Linked DNA regions of Homo sapiens: region 1 is linked to region 2. Evidence: chromatin contacts called from ENCODE Hi-C or POLR2A ChIA-PET data. All regions are on one chromosome and are shown on one strand. Each heading gives the region's core, a stretch centred on a gene start or an enhancer-like site at or near the end of the contact. The rest is flanking DNA. Distances are from core to core; before and after follow the strand shown.

Region 1 (5,668 bases), core at 1,411-3,910, 1.4 Mb after region 2:
TATACTATCTTAATCTTTGTAACATATTTATTTTGTTCTGATCAATTGTATACTAACAATAATTGAAATGACAACTCAATATAGAAGAAAATGTGTAATACTTAGAGCCTATGTTCACAGGGACTTCTTAAAAAATAATTTTAGGCTGGGCGCGGTGGCTCACGCCTGTAATCCCAGCAACTTTGGGAGGCCGAGGCGGGTGGATCACGAGGTGAGGAGATCGAGACCATCCTGGCTAACAAGGTGAAACCCCGTCTCTACTAAAAATACAAAAAAATTAGCTGTGTGTTGCGGCGGGTGCCTGTATTCCCAGCTACTCGGGAGGCTGAGGCAGGAGAATGGCATGAACCTGGAAGTCGGAGCTTACAGTGAGCCGAGATGGCGCCACTGCACTCCAGCCTGGGCGACAGAGCGAGACTCTCTCTCAAAAAAAAAAAAAAAAAAAAAAAATTAATTTATATACATATTTTTACTGCAGGAAAATATGACAAGGTAATGAATAAAATATTTCACAAATTAAAGTATATCTCATTAGGATAAAATTCTGTGGGGGAGTTGGAATGGAAATACAAGATTGAAAGAAAGTAATATCTCTGACTGCTGAAGAGGTTATTTCTATTTTTAAATAGATTATGATAGAATTCAAATTGTTGTAGTATCTCCAGTCAAAGGAACTTAGGCTTCTTGAGAAAGTGGTTGATTGCAGGTCTAAGGCAGGAAAATACAAGATGAAACTGGAATATCTTGTGATGGCAGAAAATAAGGAGGTGCTCACAAAAAGATGGCACATGTCTGAAGGCTACAGGAACCAACCTGAAGGAGCTCTCCAGTGGAAATGCTGGAACAATTTGAGCAAACAATAAAAAATTATAATATTGGATTATAACCCACACAATAAATATCTGTGTGTCCATACTGATGTAAACAATTGAATGAGTGAATGAATGAATGAAAAGAAGAAACAGTTCTTCTCCCCAGTAAATTCCAATTGATAAATGTAGAAGAAATGGGAGAAACAAAAATCACTATCAGGAAAACACAACAGTAATAATTGTTGGCAAGACCTACCAGTTGGTGCAAAAGTTAGTGGGTGAATGTTTGAGGAAAAACAGAATATTTGCATAACCTTAGAGTATTTTCCCCAAAATAATCACTAATTACAAAGAGAAAGTAATAACTTTACAGTAGAGAAACTTCTTTAATCAAGGGATCAAGGTTAACAGAAGCAGTAATAAGCCACATCAGCATCATGTACCCCCTGGTATGGCATTGAGAAGGGCACATGACTTCTTTGGTATCCTCCCCAAAATGCATAATCTCAATCATGAAAAAACATTAGACAAATCCAAGTTGAGGGACATTCCACAAGATAAATGATCACTTCAAAAGTGTCCTGGTCATGAAAGATAAGGAAAGATTGAGGAAATGTCAAGGATTGGAGGACACTAAAGAGACATGACAACTACGTGCAAGTTGAAATCCTCAAATGGATCATGGAACAGAAAATGGTCATTATGGGAAAATGGGAAAGTAAAATAAAGTCTATGGTTTAATTAATAGTATTGTACCAGTATTAGTTTCTTTGTTTTGATGATTATACCATGGTTTTATGAGATGTACCATTAGAAGAAGCTGAAGGAGGCTGTACAGGAACTCTCTGGACTAAGTTGGCAATTTTTCTGTAAACCTAAAATCATTTCAATATAAAAAGTTAACATTTTGCTATGATATTAGACACCACTGGATATATTAAAAGGGTGATAAGGCACTTTTATTTTTACATGTTGTTATTTATAATATTCTGAAAATTGCATCCTAATTATAAAAAATTTTGGCTGTCAACTTAGAAATTCGTGAAGCAATATGCCTTCTTTCATGATTCTTTTAACAATTTTGTATGCTAGCCAAAAAGTTTGAGGACCACTGCTATATGACATTTTTTCTCTCATGTCTCAGATGAGAAGCAGGGCAAAACCCTGTGTGTCTCCAACTTACCTAACACACCATCCGCTGTAGGATTAGGAGCCAGACACGTCTTGCTGCAGGCCATGCTCACTTCCATCTGCTCTCTTTTCCCTGCATTCTTCTTTTGTGTCACTTCCCTGACTTGTCAGTACTTCTAATTCTCATAGTCCTGCTATCCCCTACAACCTCGTGCCTTAGTATTAATAGGGTACAGCAGGGAAAAACTCACTTAGTTTCCATTTTGTTCTTGGAGAAGAAAAATTTGGAGACATTTCCAAAATGGCATGTACATCATAATTCTTATTGCCAACATTTATAAGAAACTTTGACTGTAGTGATTATCAAGATACATGCTTGGAATATTTATTCCCTCTTTCCCCACCTTTCAAAATAAGGATTTAGAGCAGGAGTTGGCAGGGCCAAATCCAGCCTGCAGCCTATTTTGGAAATAAAGTTATTGGGATGCTGCCATCCCCATTCACTCACATACTGTGCATGACTGCTTTCATGCTTCCATGACAGAGCTGAGTGGTTGCAACAGAGACCGAATGGCCTGCAAAGCCTAAAATATTTACTTTCTGGACCCTTACAGGAAGTTTGCCAACCCCTGATTTAGAAAGTGAAAACCTAAATGGGGAAGTCTTACATACTTTAACGTATCTTAGCAAGCACTGTTATGTTAATGTATATGGACAGCACTTAAAATATATCAATAAACAATTATGATCAGTAAACATTTATTTAGAGCCTATTGTGGCCCAGAGAGTGTCCTGTGCTCAGAGGCTATAAATACCAATAACACCCCATCTCTCCCCTCATGGAACTCAGTCTCAGGGGAGAGGAATATGTAAATGATAAGTGCAATGCAATGTGACATAAATAATATCAAGAAGAAGAGAATCAGAAAAAAAAGGAGAGGGGACTGATTAATTCTGTCAGAAGTAGAGAAAGGCTTAACAAGATAAGTGATATGTATTAAATTGTAGGAAATGTTAGATAAACAGCTTTCTTTAGTATTTTTTGAGTTAGAAAGCAAGTTTTTAGCTTGGGGTCAGAATATTTTTAGAGAAAAAGTTTAAAATGTGCCTAAATCTGAAATTCTGGATTTAAAAAAGTGAAAATCTGCATGTTCCTCTAATACCTAATGACGAATTCTAATTGCAGAAGGATGCCAATAACTAAAACCACAAAATGAACCCTATGTATACCGGTGACCTTCTTTACTCAGAATTAATTAACACAAGCACTTGTTTCTTGCAGAGCACTTTGCTGTAATTTAGAACAAATTAAGGGAAAAAATCATTCAAGTGCTGTTTTCTTCACACCATGAAGTAAGCATGATGGACCAAAGTTAACTAATTTAAAATATTATCATCCATTTCTTGTAATTATGAATAGCAATACCATCTTTTTTCTTCAAAAAAAAAAAAAGACATCATGATCTATGCTATTTTCAACTTGTTTCCTGTGCTTCTATTAATGGAAATTGATTTTTCAAGATTAATGTAAAATGTGTTTCTGTTTCTCCCATTAAGTCTCTTATTTATATTAGATCCAATGTATATGTTCCTGGATATTTTTCAAATAAATATATTTTTAATATAATACAGCAAATTGTAAATTGTTAAAGGACCATTTATAATGTTTTCTCCTTGCCCTCCCTAGCACTGAAACTGTGGTTTTATTATTGTCTTCACACTGTTGTTTGTGAATTAACTTGAGCTCCTTGAGTTCCTACTTCTAAGAGATTATTTAAACTTTACTTTTTACCTTCTTAGTATACAGAGCTTGGTAGGAGCTGGAAACCCGACTCACAGATTTAGGAAACAGTGGGTTCTTGTCCCTGTGGACATCAGAACTTGGGGGACGGAGAGATAGAGAACCAGAAGGCAGAACAAGGAAAAACTCAAAGAAAGGAATGGGGAGGAATGGAAACGTAACAGGACATGTTGCCTCAGTGAGTCACCAAGGGCTTTGGAGTTCTTAGCCCAAAATGTGGTTCTGTGGAGGCTGAGGACAAACTTCAGGACAGAGCATGCCTTAATCGATGTGCTAAGCCACTGGCTCGGGCAGTCCTTAAGCAAGGGCTCCTCTGATCAGACAAGGAATTGTTTCCTTCCCTTTTACTCCAGATGACACCTAAAGGTGCAAAAGAAAACCATCTCTGCACACTACCAAACAGACAGTGCGTGAACGAAGCAGACCCTCCTGACCACAGCCAAGGACTGGAGAGCTTGGTGAAACTGGTGCTCAAGGTAGAAATTCCCTGCGATTGCTACTGCAACTTATACTAAACGTCCCAAGTGAAGTGAAGGGAGAAAAAAGAGATATTAAGCAAGAAGGCCCACTTGTTTATGCATTGCTTTAGAAGATAATCTGTAATTGCATATTAATAAGTAAAGTTAACGTTACACTTAAATAATAACCTATATTTGTTACTGCATTTGAATCACTCTTATCTGACTTAGTTGGTCAGGAAATCAAAAAAGTCAGTTAAAGGAAGGAATCATAAGAATTGTTTTAACATTAGTTTAAACATTTTATTTTCTATTAGAACACATAAACGTACATTTATCCACTAATCTTTTGGTGTAGGGACAATGTCATTCCTTTTAATATTCCTTCCTGTTGGTTTTATGCATAAAGTATATCTATAAGGTGTTGTTCACAATCTCTGGTTTTTCGTAAATGAAAATGAAACCCTGTCTCTGAAAAAAATACAAAAAAGTTAGTAGAGTGTGGTGGTGCATGCCTGTAGTACAGCTACTTGGGAGGCTGAGCCGGGGGAGATTGAGATTGCAGTGAGCTGTGATTGCACCACTGCACTCCAGCCTGGGCAACAGAGTGAGACCCTGTCTCAAAAATAAAGATAGCTGTAGAACAATTTGAGTGCAAGCCCCAAATGTGTATAACTTTCCTCAATATCTGTAGTTGTCTTGCTCAATAATAGCTCACTGCAATGTCAAACTCCTGGACTCTAGCAAGCTTTCTCCCTCAGCCTCCTGAGTAGCTGGGCCCGCAGGCACATACCACCATGCCCACCTTATTATTTAAAAAAACTTTTGTGGAGACGGGGTCTCACTCTGTTACCCAGGCTGGTCTCAAACTCCTGACCTCAAGTAGTCCTCCCTCCTCACCCTGTCAAAGTGCTAGGATTGTAGGCATGAACCATTGCACCTGGCCCTATTTTATGTTTTACAAACTGTATAATTACAATGTCTAGTACAATTGGCATTAACGGATTTCGGAACAAACACAACCAACTGGTGCTAAGCGTATGAGGGAACCCATGGGTGGAGCAGCCTGGACTGCCTTATTTCACAGGTAGCTTGGCTGGTCCCACAGCACAGGTAAGTGGTAAGCTGCGGCTTCAGCTGTTCGTGTTTGAGACTTATTCCATGTACAGAAAGTTAGACTTTCCCTCAGAACTGAACTCTGGAATCCACACAGAATAGATCTGAGCATAAATAAGCAAGAAAGAAAGAGAATAGCTCCCCAGGCCACCTGTCAGATTGGAACTTGATTTAACTTGTCTGAAAAAGGAAATCACGGAGGTGCTGAGGAAGGAGTGGGAAGAGAAACAGTCCCCTATGGAAGCAGGCTCAGAGACAGGTGTCCTCAGCAGTTTTGGGAGAAGGGACTTGCACTTCCAAAGCCAAGGCTCCTAGGGATATGGCTAAATGATTTTAGGGTTCCAAGGACA
Region 2 (5,980 bases), core at 844-3,343:
ACACAAAGCAGAATACGAAATGTCAAAATGACTGCAACAAACAGGGAATATGACAAGTTCCTGAGCAAGAAATCACATGGATATTCAGGCAAGGCTTTCACAGGTGGACACTGAATTATTAAATGAACGTTACTACAAAATTGAAAATTAAAAAAGCACAGTTGCTTCTTGTTACTGAAATAAGAGGACTAGATTAATCTCTTCCACTTCTAAGATAATAACAATAACAACAGCAATAATATTTATTGACTTTCATACATATGGTTCACAAACTATATATTAACAAGCACATGGTTTACATGGCCAGTATGAAAATAAGATGAACCCATGTCAAACAGATTAAAATTCAGCTTTTTCTCTTTTTTTTGAGACAAAGTCTCACTCTGTTGCCCAAGCTGGAGTGCAGTTGCGCGATCTTGGCTCACTGCAACCTCCACCTCCCAGGTTCCACCTCCAGCCTCCTGAGGTAGCTGGGAATACAGGCACGTGCCACCATGCCCGGCTGATTTTTTTATACTTTTAGTAGAGACGGGTTTTCACTATGTTAGCCAGGCTAGTCTTGGCCAGGCTGGATCATCTCATGATCTGCCCACCTCAGCCTCCCAAAGTGCTGGGATTACAGGTGTGAGCCACCGCACCCGGCCTAAATTAAAATGGCAATGTATTATTTACCAAGCACTTTAGGCTGAAAAAAAAACAAAAAACCAAAAACTCCCAAAGTCAACAGGTGAAGCATCAATAAAAGATCATCACTTGAAAACTTTCTTCCCTTGGCAAGATTTAGGGACAAATTCAAGACAACATTTAGCCTTTTTCACTAAATAGCACTTCACTAAACACACCTTAACTGTAGTTAATTCAGAACCACTATATATCTTAACCTCTAAACTTCAAATGAGTCAGCTGGTAGGTAGCCTTACGTGACAGGAAGGCCACCATTATATTAATCATCTCCACTAAAACTGTGTTCATGTTTTTGTTATTTCTACAGTATCAGTGCATGTCTTGCTGCTTTTCTCAAACACATTAAGTCAGAAGCACTAAAAAAACACTTGTGACCAGTGGAACAAAATCACTTTCACACTATAACTCTATTTTATGCTCATTTTTAAACCCTTTCCCCTGCCTTTCCATAATATTTTATCAACTTATATTACCATTTATTTTCTCGAGAATTTTTCCTTCAGTCACTAGGTTTATAGACTCAAAAGTTTACATTCTTTTTCTTTTGACAGACACAGAGCTACATCCCCAGGAAAATTAAGTTGCAAGATGTAACATACGGTAGCAGATTTCTACTTTACTTAAAACGAGAAATGTAATCAATTTACCAACAATTACTCAATTAGTATGATATTGAAAGTAAGTTAACAGCCATAGTAGCACACTTTGTTTTTAAGATATTCAAGGTCCAAAAGCAGTGTATCTGCAGGACTTTTGTTTACTTTTTGGAGGGAGCTGAAAACCTAACACTAACAGAAAAAGGGTTAAGGCTTACAGGAAGGACAAGAGATAAAACAAACGTATTCAATGGGAAAGTTAATTCTACTCTCTCTCCCTTGTTTTCCCGGTCTGCTTTGAAAAACTTCAAAGCAGACCGGTTAACAACTATGGATAGAGCACAGACAAACAGGCCATAAACAAGGATTCTCTCTATATAGATGGAAGAGGTTCCCATGATGTGAATTCGGCCAAACAGAAAAGAATGGAGAAAGGAGGCGACATCCAGACCTGACCCTGCCAGAGAGCCCTGAGAGCAGGCGAAGAGAATGAAGGAGGCCGGGCTCCTCCCTCGCGGCCCAGGCCTCCTGTGGCAACTCAGCTGGGCAACGTGACTCAGGAAAGCACGGGGCTGGCGGCGGCCTAGCACGGCTGCCTCCCCAGACCTCCCAGGCCTGCCTTCTGGGTCTTACCTGAAGACGGGCGGGAGCCGGATGCCGCGATATGGACCCTTGTCTTGCCTCTGTGGTGACGCGAAGACAGAGGCAACAGCAGCAGCGGCGCACACCCGACGCGGCTCTGTCTGCAAACCGGCGATGAATCAGCCCGATTCCATTCAAAAGAGTTGCCCGGGCCTCCGCCGCGAAGCACTTCCGGGTTCACTAGTTTGCTTCGGCTTCCGTTCCCCGACGGCCAATTGGAGACGACGGAGAGTCAAGCGGATGTCCAGGAGGAGCTCTTGGGACAGACGGCGCGGGCGGCCCGGCGTCTCCTGTCTCTGGCAGGACTGTGAGGCGGCACTTAGCGCCCTGGTCGCTCGCGCCCCGCCGACGCCTCCTTTTTCTCTCCCTACCTCTGCGCTCTGCGGCCGCCGCTGAGATCTGGGACGGCGGCACATCCAGCCCGGGAGACGACTGGCTAGGAAATAGAACTGTTAGTATTTTGAAGCCCAGATCCCCTTTCGTTTTGGTGTTCACTACTATTATTGCCCTCCTCAAAAACTAAAAGGTTCATTTGAGCTAGATTTAACTTGGTTATCTGAGAAGAAAATTTTTTTAAAAGAGGGGGGATGGTGTGATTAGAGGGGACCGGTAAGACGCCCTTTTCTGTAAGTCCGCTTTATCCACCTCTTGTCATTATTGCTTTGCAAGGATTGGATTTCAGGGAAAACTAAGGTTTCCCAAATGTTCAAACCACCTATTTTAAGCCGAGTTTAGTTTACAGGGTTTAAAGAGTCATTTATTCACATTTCTCCATGTAATTATCGGCAATCACATTTTACTCATGATCTACTTTGTGCTAGGCTTTCAAAAAGCAAAGTTGCAGAAGATATACTTGACAAGTTGATATTACACTCTAGGTCTAGGTACAGTCTCTGTTTAAGGCAGCTTGTTTGCCACGTTCCTGTCACTTTCTCAAATATGTTCCAAATAACAAGCATCTTTAAAGCATTCCTAAATCGAGAATGGTGATGAATCTACTGGACAGAGGGTGAGGAAAGATTACAGCGCCTGGATCCAAACTGTGATTTGAGTAGCACAATTGCTTTAAGATATTAATACCTTTAAAAACACAAAGATTATTTTACTCATAGGTAATATTTGGATCCACATCTTTATGCTTCCCCCCCAAACCTATGCCTCTCTATTCATTTTTTATGGGAGGAGGGGGTGAGTAGCCCCGTCCTCCAAATAATTTTCCTAATCAGAAACTTAAGAGTATGAACACTTGCCTCTTTTTCATCTCTCCCCACTGTAGAAACCATGAAATGTGTAATCTCCATAACAGCTTTTCCAATCCACCACTTCCCCTTCTAAATACTCCCCACTTTGGCCTTAACTCAGACCTTCCTCACTTCTTTTTTATTTTATTTTATTTTATATGTATTTATTTATTAATGCATTTTTGAGTTAGGGTCTTGCTTTGTCACGCAGGCTGGAGTGCAGTGGCGCCATCTGGGCTCACTGCAACATCCCGTCCCCGGGCTCAGGCAACCCTCCCACTTCAGCCTCCTAGGTAGCTAGGGCTACAGGCGCTTGCCACCATGCCCAGTTAATTTTTATTTATGTTTTTATTTATTTTATTTTTTTAGTAGAGACAGGATTTCACCATGTTCCCCAGGCTACTTTTTTAGAATGCTCTTTGATCTTTCCGCCTTCGGTCTGATTCCTTTTAATCCATTCTCCACCTCACTGGTAAAAATTTTTGTGCTATATGTAGTCATGCTCCTTCTTTATTTAAAATTCCACTAGTGGCTCCCCATAACATTCATTATAAAGGTCAAAAAAAAAAAAAACCCTTAAACTTTGTTTGGAGCACCTTTTGCTCCAGCCATACTAAAGTATTTAGCTGGGGAATAAGATGTCCATAGGGCTTTGAAAAACGCTAACATATTCCTGAGACTGTAGAAGGTGCTTAGGGTGTGCATATGTCTAGGGTTATGTGAACACTCAAGATAGGCCTGAGAAGGCCCTGAGCTCTAACCTCTGGGTGACCTTGAGGCACTACAGAAGCAAGAAGTGAAGGCTAAGGCAGAATTATTTGGTTGGTTGGTGCAAAAAATTGCGGTTTTGTCATTTCAACGAAATTACTTTGGTACCAACCTAATGTAAAGTGCTTGGCTGATTGTTGAAGGCTTGTCCCAACGTAAGTACTAAACCCCTCAGGAAAGACTGGGAGATTTTTTGGTTGAAGGTGTTTAAGAAAACCTGTCTCTCTAATCATTAGTTGACCACTAAGCTAACTGAGCAGAAACCTGAGTGGTCACACACAATAAACAATGCAGACTTTAAAGAATTCATTCATAAGCTAGGTGCGGTGGCACACGTGTAGTCCCAGCTACTCGGTAAACTAAGGCCAGAGGATCCCTTGAGTCACCAACTCAGACCCTATCTCTAAAAAAAAAAAAAAAGAATGAGTTCAGAAAAGTCACTAAATCAACAACTGCTACAACAAACAGAAATAACAGTGAAGCTTGGGGAGCGGGTAGAATCTGATTTCCAGTGTTGCACATTATATTATTTAAAATGTTCAGTTTTCAAAATAGTTAAGATACATGCAAAGAAACAAGAATGTATGGCTCATACACAGGATAAAAATTAATCAATAGAAACTCACCCGAGGAAGCCTACATGCTGGACTTACTAGATAAAAAGGCTTTAAATCAGATATTTTCAATATGTTACAAAGCTAAAGGAAACCATGTCTAAAGAACTAGAGGAAAGTATGAGATGTTTCATCAAATAGATGATAAAGACAAATCATTTTTTAAAACCCAAATAATTCTGGAGTTAAAAAGTATAATATGCCATGACGGAGACAAATTTTAAATTTTTAAAAAAAAATAAAATAACAAAAAGGTATAATAAAGTGAAAAGTTTACTAGAGGGGCTCAACCCCAGATTTGAGCAGGGAGAAAAAAAAAATCAGCAAACTTCAATATAGGTCAGTTGAGATGATCTAGTCTGGGCAACAGATTGAAAAGAGAAAGAAGAAACATCAACAGGCCTCAAAGTCCTGTGGGACACAATCAAGCACACCAACGTGCGCGTAATGGGAGTTTCAGAAGGAGAGGAGAAAAAGAAAAGGGCAGGCATAATACTTGAATAAAAGAATGGCCAAAAACTTCCTAAATTTAATGAGAAATATTTATCGACACATCCAAGAAGCTTAACAAATGCCAAGTGACATAAACAAATCCACACCTCAACACATTGTAATTAACCGATTAAAAGTCAAGGGCAAAGAGAGACTCTTGAAAGTGGCCACTTTCAAGAAGAAAAGCCACAAAGAGAGAAGCCACTCATCACATAATCCTCCATAAGATTTACAGTTGATGCCATGAAAGCCAAAAGGCAGGGGATGACATACTCAACATGCTGAAAGAAAAAGATCATCAAGTAAGAATTTTACCTCCAGCAAAACTATCCTTCAAAAATGAAGGCGGTATTAATACTTTCCCAAAATGTATGTATATACAAAGATAGAATTTGTCACTAGGACATTTTCCTTGCAAGAAATACTAAAGGGAGTCCTTCAGAATTAAATTGACACTAGACAGTAATTCAAATCCACATGAAGGAATAAAGAACACTTGTAAAACTAACTACATAAGTAAATATAAAAGTATAATTTTTTATTTGTGACTCATTTTTCTATTTTATTTAAAAGACAATTGCGTGAAGCAATAATTATAAGTCTGTATGGGCTTATTGTAAGATATTAATATGACAGTAACAGAAGGGAGAGGAAGGAGGGAAAGAATAATGGAGGAACGAAGCCATATAGTAGCAAGTCTTTGTGTACTATTGAAATAAAGTTGTTATTAATCCAAACTAGATTGTTATAACTTGTTAATTATAATCCCCAGAGCAACTGCTAAGAAAATACTTTTAAAATATATGAATAAAGGACAAGGAAATTAAAATGGCATACTTGAAAATATATATTTAACACAACAAAAGGCAGCAGGAATTAAGAAATAGAGGAATAAAAAAGACACAGGACATAAAGAAAACATCGCAAAATGACAAATGTAAAT

The links. Hi-C counts contacts between places; a loop is a spot of excess contacts on that map. ChIA-PET counts read pairs that join two places held with the same protein, here RNA polymerase II (POLR2A).
Region 1: a map with no recorded cell type shows a loop between it and region 2 (11-fold over the local background). The contact joins the enhancer-like site here to the promoter of PSMD14 in region 2. A Hi-C loop is called at or near these places in 1 of 37 single-sample maps with no recorded cell type. POLR2A ChIA-PET finds 5 or more read pairs at or near these places in 1 of 52 experiments (HEK293).

What each region holds. Positions count from the first base shown.
Region 1 is chr2:159,930,728-159,936,395 of GRCh38, reverse strand. PLA2R1 (phospholipase A2 receptor 1) reads left to right here. Exons shown (of 30, transcript NM_007366.5): 30 at 1-4,390. Among named protein-coding and RNA genes, the nearest start is that of LY75-CD302, 29 kb to the right of the region's middle. Within about 2 kb of position 2,660, at least 4 of the 41 ENCODE cell types and tissues checked have a DNase peak (open chromatin) inside an H3K27ac peak, as active enhancers do.
Region 2 is chr2:161,304,538-161,310,517 of GRCh38, reverse strand. PSMD14 (proteasome 26S subunit, non-ATPase 14) reads right to left here and starts at 2,093. Exons shown (of 12, transcript NM_005805.6): 1 at 1,914-2,093. RefSeq lists an enhancer at 1,766-2,225.